Linked DNA regions of Homo sapiens: region 2 is linked to region 1. The links are chromatin loops, found by intact Hi-C in ENCODE. Cell type or tissue: mammary epithelial cell. All regions are shown on one strand. Links, peaks and the distances in the headings refer to the core of each region. The heading gives the core; the rest is flanking DNA.

Region 1 (17,209 bases), core at 8,876-11,375:
AACAAGAATGACTCAGAGAATGATTCTGCTGATAACAGAAATGGGTGAGTCAGGATAAGTAGATTTTGGAGGGAAAGATGCTAGGTAGGTCCTTGGGCATATCTGAGGAGCAGTGTGACATGCAGGTGAATATACGCAGCAGTCTTTTGGAAATTCACCATTAAGCTGGATGTCTGAGACTTGTCTGCAGGGAAATAATATTTGGAATTCAAGATACGGACCAGGGTGCCAAGGCAAAGGCAGTTTGATTTGATTCAGAGGCATACTGATCTGGATAGTAAATATCAGAATGTGGTTTTACTGCACTAAAAAAACAAAACCTGGATAGAATTTCATGTTATAATTCCAGATACCATCATCCTTGTTGCTCCTCTGTCAATATTATTCTAAAGCTTAAGAGTCATCTCCTTGGTGTACTGTACAGTCTTGTGTATCTATATTGAGAGAAACTGGGCAAAATTCAGATATTTTGGAAGATAAAAGATATTTAGAGCCGGGCGCGGTGACTCATGTCTGTAATCCCAGCACTTTGGGAGGCTGAGGCAGGTGGATCACCTGAGGTCGAGAGTTCAAGACCAGCTTGACCAACATGGAGAAACCCTGTCTCTACTAAAAATACAAAATTAGCTGGGTGTGGTGGCGCATGCCTGTAATCCCAGTTACTTGGGACACTGAGGCAGAAGAATCACTCAAACCTGGGAGGTAGAGGTTGCGGTGAGCCTAGATTGCGCCATTGCACTCCAGCCTGGGCAACAAGAGCAAAACTCCGTCTCAAAAAGAAAAAAAAAAAAAGATATTTAGAAGATGTATGGAACAATGGCCCCCTCCTCCAAATGGTTCAAATCAGAGCCTTGCTTATATGAAGACTGTAGGTTTTACAGGATTTAATACTTTTCTTTGCTTTTTTTTTTTCTTTTTTTTCTTTGCTTTTTTTTTTTTGAGATGGAGTCTCACTCTGTCGCCCAGACTGGAGTGCAGTGGCACGATCTCAGCACACTGCAACTTCTGCCTCCTGGGTTCCAGCGAGTCTCCTGCTTCAGCTTCCCTAGTAGCTGGGGACTACAGGCGCATGCCACCACGCCTGGCTAATTTTTGTATTTTTTGGTGGAGACGGGGTTTCACCATGTTGCTCAGGCTGATCTAGAACTCCTGACCTCAAGTGATCCACCCGCCTTGGCCTCCCAGAGTGCTGAGATTGCAGGCGTGAGCCACCTTGCCCAGCCAGGAGTTAATACTTTCTAGAAATATAAGTCACTGAATTAGCAGAACCTCAGAACTTAAGCCTGTTATTTTCCGGTCAAAGGTTTGCATTGAGTGTCTGGCTAGAAACTCATAAGGAATTGTTCAACTGATCTTGAGAGGCCTACTCTAGGTCCTCAAGAAAGTCCTCAGTTGGGCCATCTAACCAAAGGGAATACTGCAGAAAGACCTGTTTCCAGAAAGTTCGAAATTCACACACACATTACATTAGAACTCTGATCCTGCCTATTAATATTTTAGGAAAAAGCGCTTCCCAAGGGTTTGATTTTTAAGTTTCTCAGAAAATTAAGCAGGGAGGAGGGGTAAAGACATAAAACCGTGTGTTTTGTGCCGTTCCCCAATTCTTCCAAACGGAGGAAAGCCTGGAAGCGGCTCATACTCACCACCCACACCTCTGCATCTGGGTCATTTACCTGGAACGCCAGAATACCAAGGTGTTAGCAGACATCCTGTGCTGTTCCATTCCTTTTAAATTCATTTAAGCACATTTTTTATTAATTTGTTAAGTGCCAGACACTGCAATAGGCATCGAGGGTACAAAATCTGAACAGGATATAGTCCAGATGAGGACGGGTGAAGGGGTTTCTGGCTGACACAACAGATGTTTTTAACAGGCAGCCACACATTTTTGAAAAGCCTTCACGGGAGCTCTGGAGAGGACTCGCCAACCCAGAACGGGTATTTTAAGGGCCCTCCACCCCCACCAGTCTCAAGAAATGAGGGAAATGATTATGAAGGGGGTCCCCAAGCCGACTAAAAAGTTTAATGATGCTATAAAGGGTTTTGGTCGGCTTCGTCTCCTAGGCCCTGAGATATGTTCAGTGTCGTCCGCGGGCCGGACGTTAACGCAGGAGCCAGGGCCGCTTCTTCTGAGGTCCCCTGGGAAGTTCCACGCGCGGAACCAGCCCCTTCCAGGGTGTGAGCCCTGGTATGGGACTCGCTTCCATGAACACATCCGCGTCTCTTAGACGGGGGAGAAAGTGGGGGCTCCCCAAGCAGAAAGCCCAAGTCCCGTCCTCCCCACTAACTGTGCGCCCCTGCGACTCTGCCCGCTAGTCAGTTACACGGCCCGCTAGGCCAGGGGGCGGAGCTGGGAGCCGGGCGGGTCCCCCTCCCACCGCGGCCGCCTGACCTGCACCAAGGCCGCCAGCGCGAAGAAGGCGGCCATGAGTCCGTTGCAGGCCCGCCACAGCGCTGGCGCCATGGCTCGGAGAACACGGCGCGGGGCGGTGAGTCCTGCCACGTGCGGGGCGGTGAGTCCTGCCACGTACGGTCCGCCTTCCTCCTTGCGCGGAGGGACCGAGACCCCCGCCTCGGTTTCGGTGCCTTGGGGACACTGCCGTGGCCGTCGCTCCGCCCGGGGGCGGGGAGCGAAGGGCGTGGGTGTAGCCCCCACTCAGCGACCCATTCAGCCCGCCCCGAACGCCGCGGGGTGTAGGCGGCGCCGTCCTGGTTTCGCGGATGGGAAAGCGAGTCCCTCAGGGAGCGCAGGTCTCGGTGGTGGACGGAAGTCGAATTTGAACCCGTATAGGTTCAACTCCAAACCCTGTTTTCACTAAAGCTACCTTCCTCACAAAAAAAAAAAAAAAGAAGAAAGAAAAAAAAGAAGGAAAAAAGGAAGGAAGGCAGGCGGGAGGGGAGAGAGGAAGAAAGAGAAAGAAAGAAAAAGAAAGAAGGAAAGAAAGGGCTGGGCGCAGTGGCTCACGCCTGTAATCCCAGCACTGTGGGAGGCCGAGGTGGGCGGATCACCTGAGGTCAGGAGTTCGAAAGCAGCCTGGCCAACATGGTGAAACCCCGTATCTCTACTAAAAATACGAAAAAATTAGTCGGGCGTGGTGGCGGGAGCCTGTAATCCCAGCTACTCAGGAGGCTGAGGCAGGAGAATTGCTTGAACCCGGGCGGCGGAGGTTGCAGTGAGCCCAGATTGTGCCACTGCACTCCAGCCTGGGCAACAAAGCGAGACTCCTCAAAAAAAAAAGGATAAAAATTGTTTTTACAAAAATAAGAAAGAGAAAGAAAAAGAGATGTGTGTGTGTGTGTGTGTGTGTGTGTGTGTGTGTGTGTGTGTGTTCTGTTTAGTATTTATGCATTTCCTTCCAAAGCTCAGGAACTTTCAAATCCCTGTAAGCATTATGGTAATTTCTAGAGTGACGACAGTTATATTAACATCTTATACGGCTCACAGCTTTTCGGCAGACAGGCTCATTTATCTTCATGGGCTTTTATTATAAAAGATATTTACATATTATACATATTTACAATTCTCTCCCACCACCAAAACCAACAAAATTTCCAAAATTGCTCATGAATTTCTTATGAACCGAAGACACTGAAATATTCACTGTTCTCCCCTAGTCTGTCTGGTCTTTTTCTGTTTTGTAATTCGCCCTTCTGCTTAGTTCCTCCCCGGGCTCATTTACACATCCATAGGCCTCATTTCTGCTGTTCTAAAGAGTCTTTATCGCTTCAAATCAGGAGCTTCTGTGCCTGTCCTCTTTTCCTTTGAGCTAAATCTCCTAAAACTGTCTAGTTTTTTTTTTCTTTCCCTCTCAGTTTCATTCTTTTCACGAAACACTTATTTCAAGAACGTTGTCTGCTCTGTGCCTGGTGCTGGGACCGTGAAGGTCCCGTGCCGGGACTAGGCAGGGAGCCTGGCGGCTGGCGGGGGTGGGCACCCGTGTTTGCAGAGGTGGGGTGGGGACAGCGGGGACCAGCACTGGGTGGAGTTCCACAGCTAAATCAGCCCTGGGATTGGAAACAAGCGAAGACTATTCTCACTGTGCTTTTCCTTACATAAAAGAAAAAAATGAGAGCGAGAGTGCTAGGGGCTGACTTGCATTCCCCCTGCACCCCCAATTCATATGCTGAAGCCCTAACCCCCAGTGCCTCAAAATGGGACTGCATTTGCAGACAGGGACTTGACAGAGATGATTAAGTTAAAATGAGGTTATAGGGTGGACCCTAATCCAATATGACTAGTGTCCTGATACGAAGAGGGGACAGTTACAGAGGGAAGACCACATGGGCACACAGGGAGAAGACGGCCGTCTGCAAGCCAAGGGGAGAGGCCTCATGAGAAACCAACCCTACCAACATCCTGAATTTGGACTTCCAGCCTCCAGAACTGTGAGAAAATAAATTTCCGTTGTTTAAGCCACCTAGACTGTGGTACTTTGTTGGGACAGTCCTAGCAAATTAATACAGGGAATGATTATAATACCCACAAGGAAACAATGGCATGGAAGTGCTTTTAAGCTCTTGAATGCCATACAACCACCATGAAGTTTTATAGTTTTCACTGTTGTCTGGGACTTTCTTTTTTTATTTCTATTTTTTTGAGACAAAGTCTTGCTCTGTTGCCCAGGCTGGAGTGCAGTGGCACGATCTCAGCTCACTGCAACCTCTGCCTCCTGGGTTCAAGTGATTCTCCTGCCTCAGCCTCCAGAGTAGCTGGGACTACAGGCGCCCACCACCATGCTGGGCTAATTTTTGTATTTTTTTTAGTAGAGATGGAGTTTCACCATATTGGCCAGGCTGGTCTCGAATTCCTGACCTCATGATCTGCCTGCCTCGGCCTCCCACAGTGCTGGGATTACAGGCATGAGCCACTGCACCCGGCTGGGACTTTCAAAGTCACCTTAGTGAGCGTCTGTTGGTTTTGCCTTTGCAGGGTTCAGTCCCCTTTCTTCGAGGATCAGTGTCTTTAGTACTGTGGATTACCACATGCACTATGGGTGGATGTGGACTACAGGGTTGACCGTGCTCCCCTCCTTTTGGGGATAGGCAGGTGACTTTGGCCTGCCAGCTGACATATCCCATTCTGTTGACCACTGTGATTGGGTCTAGGATGGGTATAGGATCCAAATTGCCCAGATTCAATCCTAGGACCTATATGGGACTTAGGTTGTCAGTAAAGGACAACCTCAGTTGAACTGAATTTTGGATCATCAATGATGTGTTCCAAATATTTGCTAAATCTGGCAATCCTACTCACACTATTAAAGAGAAGCTTTCTTTGTGATGAATGTGTAGAGCTGGTAGAATGTGAGCCTGGAGCTGTCAGGAGAAAGCCTCACAGGGAGAAAGGCTTTCTGCAGGTGAAGTTTAAAAGCCTGGATCCAGCCATGCCTGAAAATGGAAGAATCTCACAACCAACAGAGTCTCTTCTTTACATAAGCCCGTGTGAATTGGGTTTTTGTAATTTGCAACAAAGAATGATGACTTGTAAAGTCATGATTCAATAGTTAAGGCAATGTGTGAAATCCTTGCAAACCTCCTGCTATAGGTTTGTCCAGGCTTTGCAGAGACACGGAAGAGAAGGCTTAGTCTGAAAAGTAATGAAAAATACGTTTAAATGAATCCAATATCTCAGACAGCTCTGCTTGAAGAGTAATTTCATTTCCCTTTTTAGCAAAAGGCTATGATACAATACTGCAGAGAAGATGAGGTTTTAAAGGCAGTAGGGTCTTGTCAAAGCTGGCTTCCCTCTGCAGAAAGGGCAGCACAAAGGACCCTTCATCCTGCTGGACACTCCCTGGCTGCCCAGTCAGTGACAGCATCATAAAAGCAATTGAGCCACAGGAGTGAGGTGAGCTGGACTCACTTCCCCGCTGGAATCCGAGAATGGCTGGACATCTGCCCTCTGAGAACTTGGAAATAGAGGTGCTTGCTTATTCCCTGAGAGTAGGGTTGTTAATCCAATGCTAAGAGTTGGAGCAGAGACAGGAAGCTCATATAAAGACACAAATGGCCTCCCAGGGTCACAGGATTGAGAGAGAGAAAATGAATGCATGAAAGTACGTAAAAGAAGAATGTCAGCAAAGGAGGATTGATGGGCTTGGAGGCTTCAAGTTAGGTCATCTGAAAGGCAAGCGTAGACCAAGTCCATCCTCACACAGACTGGAGAGAGTGCTTTGCTCCACCAGATGTGGACACTCACATTTCTTGGTCGGGCCAACCTCTTTGGGGCTTATGTGGGTTGAAAATTTCACAGGCTCAACCCTCCCCTTGCTGTGATTCCAGAAGGCCAATTTTGGAGACTTTGGCTTCCCACCTAGCTGGCCTACAGAGTGGAGAACATGTGGCTCTCTGAGCCAGGTGCATTTCAAAGTGTGTATCAATGGAATGCCCATGCCATTCTCTTTTATAGACTTGTTTTCCTTTTAGTAGTCTCCATTATCTGTCCTTCCAGGTGTGGTCAGCTACTCCGGAATGTGGCAGGGGTGGAGGCCGGACAAAGTCTGAAACAGGGTCATCACCAGTGAGTGGCTCCTGCCTGTGCTCTATGTCCAGAGTGTGTGTGTGCTGGTGATGCTCCCAAGGTGACATATTGGGAACAAGGATTACAAGGATCAGAAACTGCTGCCCATGCCGTCTACCTCCCTCTGTCCAGCACACCAGATCAGCAAAGGCCAAGCCATGCTGTCTCCAGGCTCTGCTGATTCCATGTGAATGAAGTGTTGGGGCAGGAAAGGGTTGGAACAGAACAGTGGAGGAATTCTACTAGGAGCAGTGGACGAATTCTACTAGGAGCTAGACAGCCTTCTGCTAAAATATTTGAAATCAGAAAAGCACCTCGCCACGGCAAGGATTGATTTGCTTCTACAAAACCCATCTAGTCTCTATGAAGGACTTGGGTTTCTACTGTTAGCAAAATATAGCCCGTGTTATGAAAGTCTTAAAGCTTACGCATATTGATGGACAATGAAAAACACTTGGCTTGAATAATGTTCCTCAAATATCCCCTTATGCCACTGAAAGGAGAATATGGTTAAATGAACCCTCTGCGTGTATTTATATCCACCCTATTCATTGGCATGAAACACTCAGTGAGCCATTTATTCTATCCATTTATTCTGTCCATTTATTCAAGACTTCCTACGTGTCAGGCACTATGCTAATAACTGAGGATGTGACTGTGACCTCACGGGACACGGTGTTTGCCCTTGTAGAGCTTACAGGCCAAACAATAATTACACGAATAGGTAGGGGTTCCAGCCAACAATGGTGGTGATGCTGAGAAGGAGAAGTGAGGCTGCTATGGGAATGTGTGAAACCAGAGAATCTGACCTCTTCCCAGGGGTTCCAGAAACCTCCTGAGGAGGTGATTTTCAGGTGTGCCCTGAAAGATGAATGGGTGAGGACAGGTGAAGACTTTATGGACCAGTGCTTAAAGCCGAGAGAGAAGTGCTTATGAGAAGACCAAATCCTGAAGGTCTTCAGGGCCTGGCAAAGAATGAGAGTACAAGTAGACATAGATGAGGCTAGCACAATGCAGGTAAAGAGTTTGGTTTTATCCTGGCTGGGTGTGGTGGCTCACGCTTGTAATCCCAGCACTTTGGGAGGCCGAGGCAGATGGATCATCTGAGGTCAGGAGTTCAAGACCAGCCTGACCAACATGGTGAAACCCCATCTCTACTAAAAATACAAAATTAGCCAGGCACAGTGGCGCATGCCTATAGTCCCAGCTACTCAGGAGGCTGAGGCAGGAGAATCACCTGAACCCAAGAGGCGGAGGTTGCAGTGAGCCGAGATCACGCCATTGCACTCCAGCCTGGGCAACAGAGTGAAACTCCATCTCAAAAAAAAAAAAAAAAGTTTGGTTTTATCCCAAGTGTGCTGAAGAGCCCCTGGAGCACTGAGTGGGGAGAGCATGATGGGAGGTGTGCTTGGGCTGCCCCGTGGAGGAGGATGCACTGGGGAGAGCCCAGAGAAGAAGCAGAGACTGGCCATGAGGTGCTTGCAGTAGGCCAGGAGAGAGATGATGCTGGCCAGGGCTAACAGGGTAGCAGTGGCCATGGAGGGAAAGAAGCACGAATGAGTGACATTGGGGAGATAAAGTCAATCAGACTGTATGCAGGGAATAAAAAAATGCCTCCACTCCTTATGACAAAGTTAAGTTTTCAAGGCTGGGTGTGGTGGCTCACACCTGTAATCCCAGTACTTTGGGTGGTCAAAGTGAGAGGATCACTTGAGCCCAGGAGTTCAAGACATCCTGGGCAACAGAGCAAGACTCCATCTCTACAAAAAAATTTTAAAAAATTAGCTGGGTATGGTGGCATGTGCCTGTGGTCATAGCTTCTTGGGAGGCTGAGGCGGGAGGATTGCTTGAGTCCAGGAGCTCGAGGATGCAGTGAGCTGTGATTTGCACCACTGCATTCCAGCCTGGGTGACAGAGCAAGACCCCATTGAAAAAAAAAAAGGACTTTCAAAATCATACATGGCAGATTACACAATAAATAAAAATAATTGATAGAAAGTACTTAAAAAAACAAGTTTTTGATTCTGCATGGCTGAGAACAGACTGCAGAAGGTAGGTGAGCTCTTCAAGGGAATGGCAAAGCACTTCCCAGTGTTGCCTTTGCTCCGTCCAGAATCGCTGAGTGTCAGCCTGTGCTAGCACCTACCTGGCCTCAATTAGAGTCGCCTGATCTCCTTAGGTGGGACTGTGGATGCTCTTCTCCTTATACTTTCACTTTTTTTTTCCCTTTATGGAAATTCTTAGTTTTTTTTGGGTGTGTGGGTTTTTTTGTTTTTTTTTTTTTGAGACAGAGTTTCGCTCTTGCTGTCCAGCCTGGAATGCAATGGCAGGATCTTGGCTCACTGCAACCTCCACCTCCTGGGTTCAAGCGATTCTCCTGCCTCAGCCTCCCGAGAAGCTGGGATTACAGGCATGCGCCACCACACCCAGCTAATTTTTTTGTATTTTTAATAGAGATGGGGTTTCTCCATGTTGGTCAAGCTGGTCTTGAACTCCTAACCTTAGGTGATCCGCCCACCTCGGCCTCCCAAAGTGCTGGGATTACAGGCGTGAGCCACCGCACTTGGCTGGAAATTCTTAGTTTTAATCTCGCAATAATTGTTCTGTGTGTATGTGTGTTGTTCATGCTCCTAGACTATGCCACAAATTTCAGAAGGTAAGGACTATAACCTGTTAATTTTTTCTTCTCTCCAGTAGCACCTGACATACCTGGATATAAACAATATCCAAGGTGAGTGGGGATACAATGAAATGTTGTAGGAATATTGGGTTTGGTGGTGGGGGATGTAATAGGTAGCGTCTTGAATTTACTGAGTTAGGCAGTATTCTAATCACTTCATATATATTAACTCGTCTTGTGCCCACAACAGATCTATTAGGTAGATAGTACTATCATCCCCATTTTATGGATAGAGAAACAAAGGCATACACTAGCTTTTAAGTACCCTGGTTAAGCAATAAGTGAGTCAGAAATTAGACTTCTTCAAGCTCATGGTGAGGCCTTCTGCAGGTTTATGAAGGGAGTGAGTGAAGTGGGCTCTCTCTCCCATGAGAGTGGAGCATTTAACTCAACAGCTACCCTGTTTCCATGAACTGGAGAGGGTGGAAGGGGTCATCTGTAGACCAGGGGCTCAATTCTCCAAAGGCTGAAGGGGTGATGTTTGAGGTCCTCCTTTGATGCCATTCTTCTTATGTCTTAGCTATTTTAAAGACCAGGAAGATTCTCCACTCATGCCCTTGACTTTTAGAGCCAATTAGATGAAGCTGTATTTGGAGGTAGGAAGAGAAGTTGAGTGACTTTGAAGCCATCTTCTCTCTGATCTTGACTTTCTGATTTTGGCCTGGGCTGTTGGAATTGTATGTGTCCACAAGATGGCGGACTTCTGCTGGGAATGGAGTCGTGCGGGCATGGAACGAAGGAGGGGAGGAGGGAAGAGTGGGCTGTGCCTCCCCTTGGCTCTCCCAGGAAGCCTGTGATGTAGACTTCTGGGTGGGTACGAGGTTGGCATCAGCTGGAGGTGAAGAAGTGCAAACAGAGCTTTACACTTGATCTTAACCAATAGGCGGAGAAGTGATTCAAATAGAACTTTGTACCAGGAAATATTCATCCCCAAACAAGGGTGTTGCAAGAAAAGAGCTAAGCTTTGCTGTGGTGCTGGCAGAGCTTGAAACTGCCACCCCAGTACTCCAGGAAATTCAGATATGCTTGAGAGGAGCAATCACTTCTAATGTAGGCGTACTCTAAAAGTAAATGATGATAACAACTATGAATTGATGAGTATTTACTGTAAGCCCAGCTACGGCCCTTTCACCTCCTGATATCTGAAAGCCACCACAATTTCTGAATTTTTACGTGTAAACTCATACCCACCCTCCTATCCCACAAGACCTGAGCCCCTCCGGTTTCCCTCTCTCACCCATTCAAGTGCTCCTTGTTATCAGTTGCTTAGGGCTGCCTTAGCAAATTATCACCAGCTTGCCTTAAAAGTAGGGGAATTTATTCTTTCACAGTTCTGTAGGCCAGGTACCCAAAGTCAAAGTGTCAGCAGGACTGCACTCCCTCTGAGGGCTCTGGGGTAAAGTCCTTTCTTGCTTTGACAGCTTCCAGTGGCTCCTTGTGGCCACATGACTCCAATCTCTTCACGTTACCTTCTCTGTGTCTGTCCTTCTGCTCTTCTTTTATAAGGCAATGTATCATCAGATTCAGGACCCACTTGGACAATGCAGGATGTCTCATCTTGAGATCCTCAATGTAATGTTTGCAAAGACCCTTTTGCCAAATAAGGTCCCATTCACAGGTCCCAGGGGTTAGGATGTAGACATCTCTTTATGGGAGCCACCATGATCATTGTAGAAACCTGGAAGTTATTCCTGACACCTCATCTTTCCTCCTCTCTCAGTCCACCACTGATTCTGGTGAACTTTTCTGCTCAGTAGTCCCCCATTTTTATTGCTGACACCTGGTCCCAGCGATCAGCATTTCCCCTCTTTGAACACATTAACCTCCTAACTGGCTTCCCACCCTGTTATGGACTGACTTGTGCTCCCCCTGCACTCCCTAGTTCATAAGTTGAGTATTTGGAGATAGGGCCTTTAAGGAGATAATGAAGGCCAATGAGGGAGTAAGGGTCGGGCCCTAATCCCACAGGGCTGGTATCCTTACAGGAAGAGGAAGAGGCTCCAGAGCTGGCTCTCTCCTGGCCCACACAGAGGAAAGGCCATGTGAGGACACAGGGAGAAGAGGGCATTTATAAGCCGGGAAGAGAGGCCTCACCGGCCACCAACCCTGATGGAACCTTGATCTTGGACTTACAGCCAGCAGAGCTATGAGGAAATCAATGTTTAAGCATCATCCTAGTCTGTAGTGCTCTGGCAGCCTGAGCAGAAGAATACTTACTCTGTGCTCCGTCCCACCCAGTCTCCACACTGCAGCCAGTGACTGTATGAGACACAAATCTCCAATTTCTGCTTAAGACCCTCCCTCCCTCCCTCCCTCTCCTCCCTCCCTCCCTTCCTCCCTTCCTCTCCTCCCTCCCTCCCTTCCTCTCCTCCCTCCCTTCCTCTCCTCCCTCCCTCCTTCCCTCCTTCCCTCCCTTCCTCTTCTCTCTTCCACTCTCCTTCCCTTCCTCTCCTCCTTCCCTTCCTCTCCTCCTTCCCTTCCTCTCCTCCTTCCCTCCCTTCCTCTCTCCGTTCCTCTGTCCCTCCCTTTTTCTCCTCCTTCCCTCCCTTCCTTTCCTCCCTCCCTCCCTTCCTCTCCTCTCCTCTCTTCCTCCCCACTCCCTTCCTCCCTTCCTCTCTCCTCCCCTCACCTCCCTTCCCTTCCCTTCCCCTTCCTTCCTTCCTTCCTTCCTTCCTTCCTTCCTTCCTTCCTCCCTCCCTTCCTTCCTCCCTCCCTCCCTCGCTTCCTCCCACAGATGGATCCAAGGCACTCATCTAAGCACTAAGGATATAGCAGTGAACGAAACAGACAACTCCCACCTGATGTTCTTGTGTGAAGCTTACCTTCCAGCACCCCTCACTGCCTATGGCTCTGGGGTTAAAAACCAACATTTGAACCTGGTCTGCAAAGCCCTGCGTACTCAGAGCACTGCCCAGCCTGGTCAGCCTCCACTTGTTCCAGCTCACCTTCCTTCTTCACCACTTCACGTGCACACACACACACACACACACACACCCCTGGCCCTGTGGTTACACAGCCTCTTCAGTCCTTCCAAAGGGCAGTGCTTCTGCCCTCCAGAGAGCTTTCAGACACTGCATTTCCTTCTGTCGGGAAGGGTCCCGCTTTGCCTACTTTGTCCTCTTTCCACTCTTAGCCTCCTTACGTAAGCCTGTCACAGGCTCTTAGCAGCTGTCACATCTCCCTTGCAGCACTGACCACAATGGCCATTAAATAATTAACTGTACAATTAGTTGTTTAGTGTCTGTGTAGCCCACAGAACAACAGGCCCATGAGAACAATCTCTCTCTCTGCTTTTGGTTCCTGCTACCTTCCCAGGCTTAGCGGGTTGAACTCGGTGGGTTCTTATTAACTATTGCTACAGGAAAGAGCCAAGGAATAAATGAATTATTTAAATCCTAATAAGCCCCTCCTATCCTTTAGATATTTTTGTTCCCAGTTTATAGATGTAAAAGTAAGGTGCAGGTGCAGGGTGGTTAGGTAACTGGCCCAAGGTCACCCACTTAGTAACAGTGGAGACTGAAGTAGAAATCCAGAGCTTTCTGATTTCAAAGATCAGGCTCTAAACAGCCACGACTCAAGCCCAGTTTGCTTTAAATGATGATGAGAGAATTCTTAACAGAAAGTCAGAAGCATCCTAACTAGAAATTCATGAAAGAATAATTTTATTTTATTAAAAGAATTATTGCAATCAACAAGAGAATGGATAAACAAACTGTGATATAATTACATAATGGAATACCACTAGCAAAAAAGAGAAACAGACTACTAACATGCTGTCGCATCCATGAATTGCAAAAACATGCTGAACCAAAGAAGCCAGACACAGAAGACTACATGCTGTGTGACTCTATGTGAAATTCCAGAAGAGGCAAAAACCATGGATGTGAGAGCCATTAGGTCAGTAGTTGCCTTTGGGGTGAGACAAGGAGTGTCTGGGAAAGAGAATAAGGGAATTTTCTGGGGTGATGATAATGTTCTGTATCTTGATGGAGATTTCAGTAACCTATTTGTGTATGTATTTGTCCAAAGTCAGCATCCATACTCATGAGATATGTTAATTTCTCTCTTTGCAAATTATATCTGGAAAACCAAACAAACTCTTAAACCAATATTGAACTGTAGTTTGTGACATGCATGCTGAAGTGTTTGGGGTGACGCGTACTGACGTCTGTAGCTTGCTTAGAAAATAAGATGGATGCTGGTGGACAGAGGGAGGAATGCATGGACAGACGCGGGGTAAAGCGAGGAGAGTAAAATGGTACATGTAGAGTCTAGTGGGGGGGGGGTGTGGGTGTTCACTGCTCAAAACTTTCCAACTTTACTGTATGTTTGAAAATTTTCATTATAAAATGTCAAAAAAAAGTTCATGACCAGCCTGGCCAACGTGGTGAAATCCCGTCTCTACTAAACATACAAAAATTAGTTGGGCGTGGTGGCAGGTGCCTGTAATCCCAGCTACTTGGGAGGCTGAAGCAGGAGAATCGCTTGAATCTGGCGGGCAGAGGTTGCAGTGAGCCGACATGAAGCCACTGTACTCCAGCCTGGGTGACAGAGTGAGACTTCATCTCAAAAAAAAAAAAAATCAGTCAAAAAAAAATACAGTAAGCTGAAAAAATGCATTTCAAAAGCAGCTAATGTTTATGGTAATCAGTAAACAATCCAAAGATGCATGCTAGAAAATTATTCACCGTTTTTTATTAAAGGGGATGATTGGCAGGGAGAATGTGGAGAAGAGGCCCAGGAGTGGGGTTGGGAGATGCCTAATTCTTGGCAGGATCTGGAAGAAGAGGCAGCTGGTGGGATCTTCTTCAGGGTAGAGAGGTTACAGAATACGAGACTGAGCCTTTGAGGGCAGCCACCTCCTCCCTGAGGCCTCTGGGGTGGCAGTTAGTTCTCAAAGCTTGTTTCATTTATGGTCCAGCACCATAAGTGCTGTTGCTGACATTATTGGCTTGGCAGTGAAATCAAGCCTGCGCCCTTGGGGGCGGTGCGGGGGTCTTGCCCGGATGGTCGATGTGATGGTGTCAATGGCAGAAGGAGGCTGGAGACGTGGGCACTCTAATCTGATCCCCAACATTCACTGGTTATGTGGCCCTGGGTGCATCACTGAACCTCCTCTGGCCTCTGTTGCCTTATCTGTAAAATGAAGACAATAATATTTAGCTTGCAGGGCTGGTATCAGAATTACATATTCTGACATTATCAAGGTCAGCTGTGTGTTGCCAAGTCTGAGGTCAAGCCTCAGTCCCCTGTTGCTCCCTTTATCAGTGGCTTGTGACACAGTTGATCAGGCCCTCTGCCTTGAAACACTTGGTGCTCTCTGCCAGGGGACATCACTCTCTCTTAGGTCTCTCTTAACCTCCCGGGCTACTCTTCCTCAGCCTCCTTTGGTGAATCCTTCTCTGGTGAATCCTCCTCTTCGCCCAAATCACAAGTTGGGCTAACCCCGGGGCCCAGTCCTCAGCCCTCTTTTGGGCTCTCCTTACACCCTGCCCCATTTCCTATGCAGTTTCTGTTCAAACAGGTCCAAAGCCAAATCTTGGATACCCTGCCCACAACCAGCTCCTTTCTTTGTAAGTCTTCTTCTCTTTCTAAATGGCACCATCAGTTCTCCCGGTTGCTCCAGCCACAATCTTGGAAGCATCTTTGACCTATTTTTCTCCTCCATGCTTAATTCAACAACAAATCTCATTGCTTCCACTTTGGAAACATATCTGCAATTGGGCGACTCCTGTCCACCCTCATGGTTAGGAGCCTAACCCAAACCCTAACACCTCGTACCTGGACTGTGGCATCTGCTATCTGCTGCCTAACCAGTCTCTCAGCTTCCACTCTTGTCTCCCTAAACCCTGTTTTCCTCACAGTAACTAGAATTGTCCTTAATGCATAGAATCATGACTCTCCTTCATCTCAAAGCTCTCCAACAGCTTCAGAATAAAATCCATGTCCCCAGGATGCTCCCAGGGCCTGTGACCCCTCTGGACTCATGCCCTCCTTCTGCTCATTCTGCTCCATCACTGCTCACTTCCCAGCTACCCCTCCAACACACCAATGCGCCCCCACCTCACGGCCTCTCCCTGCGCCGTGCCCTCCACTGGATTGCCCTTCCCTTGATATCTAGAAGGCTGAATCTCCCACCGCTTTTAGATTCCTGCTCAAATTGCACCTCATCTTTTTTTTTTCTTTATAAATTACTCTGTCTTGGGTATGTCTTTATTAGCAGCTTGAAAACGGACTAATACACCTGTCCAGGCTACCTTCACAGTGGGTTCACTTATGAAACCCATCGTCTTACATCCATAATAATGGTTTACTCTATTTAGTGTAAATGAGGAAGCTATGTGATAATAGCTGGAATCTTCTGTCTAAGAGGAAGAAAAGAAACCAAAGTAACCATAGCTTATACAGAAGAAATGACAGCACTTAAGAGATGAAGTCCGGAACAAAGTCTGGGTATTAAGCCATAGAACATCCTTATAGGAACTTGGACCTGTCACCTGCAGCAATTTGGTCACAACTCTGCATATGTAATGAGCATGTAAATAAATTCTCCTTTACTCCTGGAGAAGATGTTACTGATCTGCTACCAGCTGAACACATGTTTGTAGTAGGGATGACAGGTTCACCGGATCTATCTCTCCCTAATCTGGTTTCCTTTGTGACCGGTCGCTTGTCTTTCTTTGCAAGGCAGCTGGCCAGGGTTGTAGAAATTGCACCTCATCTTAGAGTCTCTCTCGACTCCTCTATCTGAAATTGCATGCTATTTCAATCTCCTCGTTCTGCTTTTTTTTTTTTTTTTTTTTTTGCTTTCCTTGTTGCTTGGCATGGTGTATTTACTTGCTCATTAAAAAGATTATGTGTCTTCCTACTTGAACGTGAGCCACGTGACAAAAGGGACTTCACATATATTCCTTATTGCTGTATCCGCAACACCTAGGACAGAGCCTGGCGCCCAGTGGTTTGCCAATAAAGGTTTGTAGGATGGACGAGTGAGTAAAAAAAAAATGGCTCGCTTAGTGCCTAGCCTAGAAAATGCACCCACAAAATGATTATTGTATCATAATAATGGTCCTTTATGGAGAAAATGGGCCAAATTAGAGGGGAAGAACTTGATTCTGATCTTAAAGTTAGATCCTGAATGGAAAAATACTTAATCCCTTGGGCAGTTTCATCATTAGTATGAATCAGAGGTTCCTTTTCTGGCATGGAAGATAGATTGTCATTTGATCCAGAAATTACTGCCCAGAACTTTCCTGGCCAATAGTTCTGTTCTCCTGCCTAAATTCCTTCTTCATCTGACTCCAGATTCCCTGTTTCTGCCTAGGGTGCATTCATTCCTCCCTCCCTCCCTCCCTCCCTCCTTCTCTTCCTTCCTTCCTTCCTTCCTCCTTCTTTCTCTTTTTCTTTCTTTTTTTCTCTTTCTTTCTTTCTTTCTTTCTTTCTTTCTTTCTTTCTTTCTTTCTTTCCTTCTTTCTTTCTTTCTTTCTTTCTTTCTTTCTTTCTGTCTTTCTCTCTCTCTCTCTCTTTCTTTTTTGGAATCGGGGTCACACTCTGTCATTCAGGTTTGAGTGTAGTGCTTCTGTCATAACTCACTGCAGCCTCAACCTCCTGGGCTCAAGTGATCCTCCTGCCTCAGCCTCCCAAGCAGCTGGGACTACAGGCACACACCGCCATACCCAGCTAATTTTTAAATTTTTTGTAGAGATGAGGTTTTGCTATGGGGCCTGCGTGCATTTCTTTGAAATGACCCTGAGCATGCTACCACCCAGTGATTCCACCCCTAAGGCATAAAGCTTTCCAGTGGCTGCAATGCAAGACCCTGTCTTAAAAAAAAAAAAAAAAAAAAAAAAAGACAGCGCTGTTACACATTTCAACAGAGCCGTTTAAAAGACATTTATCAGAATTCTGCTGAGCAGGCTTTGAAATTAGTTCTGCTCAGATATTGGAACTTCTTATCTCCGCAGACAAATAGATACAGCCCCGTGTACTGTGGGCAGGAAGTGGGCCTT
Region 2 (2,500 bases), core at 1-2,500, 1.2 Mb after region 1:
TTTTTTTTGAGATGGAGTCTTGCTCTGGCGCCCAGGCTGGAGTGCAGTGGCGCTATCTCTGCTCACTGCAAGCTCCGCCTCCCGGGTTCACGCCATTCTCCTGCCTCAGCCTCCCGAGTAGCTGGGACTACAGGCGCCCGCCACCAAGCCCGGCTAATTTTATTTTTGTATTTTTTTTAGTAGAGACGGGGTTTCACCCTGTTAGCCAGGATGGTCTTGATCTCCTGACCTCGTGATCCGCCCACCTGGGCCTCCCAAAGTGCTGGGATTACAGGCGTGAGCCGCCGCGCCTGGCCTGACAAAGCCGTTTTTCATGGAGCAAAATTTCAGGCAAGACCTTAGCCAACTTTTGGTAAAGTTTCTGTGGGTGATTCTAAATATCCCTGGAGGAGCATGGTCTTGTGCCAAGATCACTCAGGTCACTCACCCCTCCCACTCCGTGTTGGTGGCTATGAACACAGGCACATACCGCATACGTATGCCACAGTCAGCATTCTCATGAAGGCTTTCTTTTCTTTTCTTTTATGAGACGGAGTCTTGATCTGTCACCCAGGCTGGAATACAGTGGTGCGATCTTGGCTCACTGCAACCTCCGCCTCCCAGGTTCAAGCTATTCTCCCTGCCTCAGCCTCCTGAGTAGCTGGGATTACAGGCCCCCACCACCACACCCGGTTTTTGTATTTTTTAGTGGAGACGGGGTTTCATCGTGTTGGCGAAGCTGGTCTCGAACTCCTAACCTCAGGTGATCCACCTGCCTCGGCCTCCCAAAGTGCTGGGATTACAGGTGTGAGCCAGCACGCCCGGCCTCATGGAGGTTTTCTTACTATTACTTCGGTCTTTTATGTTACTATTACCACAGCTATGTTTAAAGTATTCATCTTTGCCTATTTCACCTTCCATGGAAAACATTCCAAAAGATTTTTTTTTTTTTTTTTTATAAGACGGAGTCTCACTCTGTCACCCAGGCTGGAGTGGAATAGCGCGATCTCGGCTCACTGCAACCTCCGCCTCCCTGGTTCAAGTGATTCTCCTGCCTCAGCCTCCTGAGTAGCTGGGATTACAGGCGTGCGTCACCACGCCCAGCTAATTTTTGTATTTTTAGTAGAGACGGGGTTTCATCATGTTGGTCAGGCTGGTCTCGAACTCCTGACCTCATGATCCTCCCACCTCAGCCTCCCAAAGTGCTGGGATTACAGGCGTGAGCCACCGCGCCCGGCCCGAAAGATATTTTTTAGCAGTTTTTATTGGTAGGCTTTTGAACATGCCTAGAAAAACTCTTGAATATAAAACATAAGGGAAATATTGATCACAGGAATATTAACTGCAAGCTTTAAAAAAATTTCTTTAATTCATTAAACTTAAGGGTAAATCGTAAAAGTCATTTGATCCAGAAAAATTGGACCTATAAGAGGAGATTTAAAACAATAAAGCTCTTTAAGGAAAATAAGAGGAAATGTTTTTAACTACTTCACCAAAGGCAAAAAGGCTTTTCCCGGGAAAATTGTGCAACAGCGTCCCCTAGTGTCCATGGGATAATTCGACAGGAGGCTGGAGCAAGTAACAGGCAAAGGAAGTCTGTTTTTCTTATTCAGCAAGGGTGAAATCGATTTGCACATTTCCAAATGACTGAGGTACACTCTCTTTCTTATACTTCTCTTTAATGTGTTAGTTAATAGATGGTTCTAGGGCATCTACATAGAGTCCAGGCCTGCACAGAACGCTGGAGGAAATACAAAAATGAACATACAGATCGGCCCTTGAGGAATGGGCAATCTATTAGGCTAGGTGTTAATAACACCAAGGAATCGTCAAAATCATATCAGGAACGGAACTTGAGGGATATTTTCCCACCATCGTATAAAGAGCCATGAAGAGGCGCTCAAAACATTCAGAGCCAGGCGCGGTGGCTCCCGCCTGTAATCCCAGAACTTTGGAAAGTCAAGGCTGGAGGATCACTTGAGCTGATGAGTTAGAGACCAGCCCAGGCAACATAGTGAGACCTCATCTCTACAAAAAATAGAAATAAAAAATCGGCTTGAGCATGGTGGCATGTACCTGTATTTCCAGCTACTTGGGAGACTGAGGTGGAAAGCACTTGAGCCTGGGAGGTGGAGGCTTTAGTGAGCTGTGTACTCTACTGTACACTACTGTACTCTAGTTTTTTCAGCAGAGTGAGAGCCTGTCTCACACACACACAATAAAATAAAATAAAATAAAACTGAGCCTTAGCCGCTGGTTAGGATTTTTAGGCATTAGGCATGGCAGACTCTAGCCACTAGCACTGGCCACAGAAAGGAGCTGCTAGGGTGACACATAGTTTCAAAATTTTTTTTATTTGAATACCTTTCACCAGGGGCGCAAACTCTCCAGTTCGCAGCCAATCTCACCTCCTTCGTCCTAAGCCCAATTCACTTGTTTATTTTGCATGTGCCATCCCATGTACATGTTCAGGTTTGTCATATCTGATTTAGATGGAGGGGAGAGAAAAGAAGGAAAGGTC

The links. Peaks named below come from ENCODE experiments on the same cell type or tissue, not always from the same donor. Only the 100,000 strongest peaks of a DNase experiment are listed, where the experiment ranks them.
Region 2: it touches region 1 in a loop (7-fold over the local background); 4 of 110 quality-filtered maps call a loop at or near these places.

What each region holds. Positions count from the first base shown.
Region 1 is chr17:10,727,388-10,744,596 of GRCh38, forward strand. It overlaps TMEM220-AS1 (TMEM220 antisense RNA 1), which reads left to right and starts at 2,390. Exons shown (of 4, transcript NR_073458.1): 1 at 2,390-2,513. It overlaps TMEM220 (transmembrane protein 220), which reads right to left and starts at 2,636. Exons shown (of 6, transcript NM_001004313.3): 1 at 2,393-2,636; 2 at 1,644-1,673. The coding sequence starts at 2,464. RefSeq lists enhancers at 2,088-2,674, 2,675-3,261 and silencers at 2,275-2,444, 2,455-2,694, 6,658-6,843. In mammary epithelial cell, for the core only: a CTCF peak has its summit at 9,884 (motif pointing right); no DNase peak of the experiment used is centred there.
Region 2 is chr17:11,934,456-11,936,955 of GRCh38, forward strand. The region is part of intron 65 of DNAH9 (dynein axonemal heavy chain 9); the gene reads left to right. Among named protein-coding and RNA genes, the nearest start is that of ZNF18, 62 kb to the right of the region's middle. In mammary epithelial cell, for the core only: a CTCF peak has its summit at 1,521 (motif pointing left); no DNase peak of the experiment used is centred there.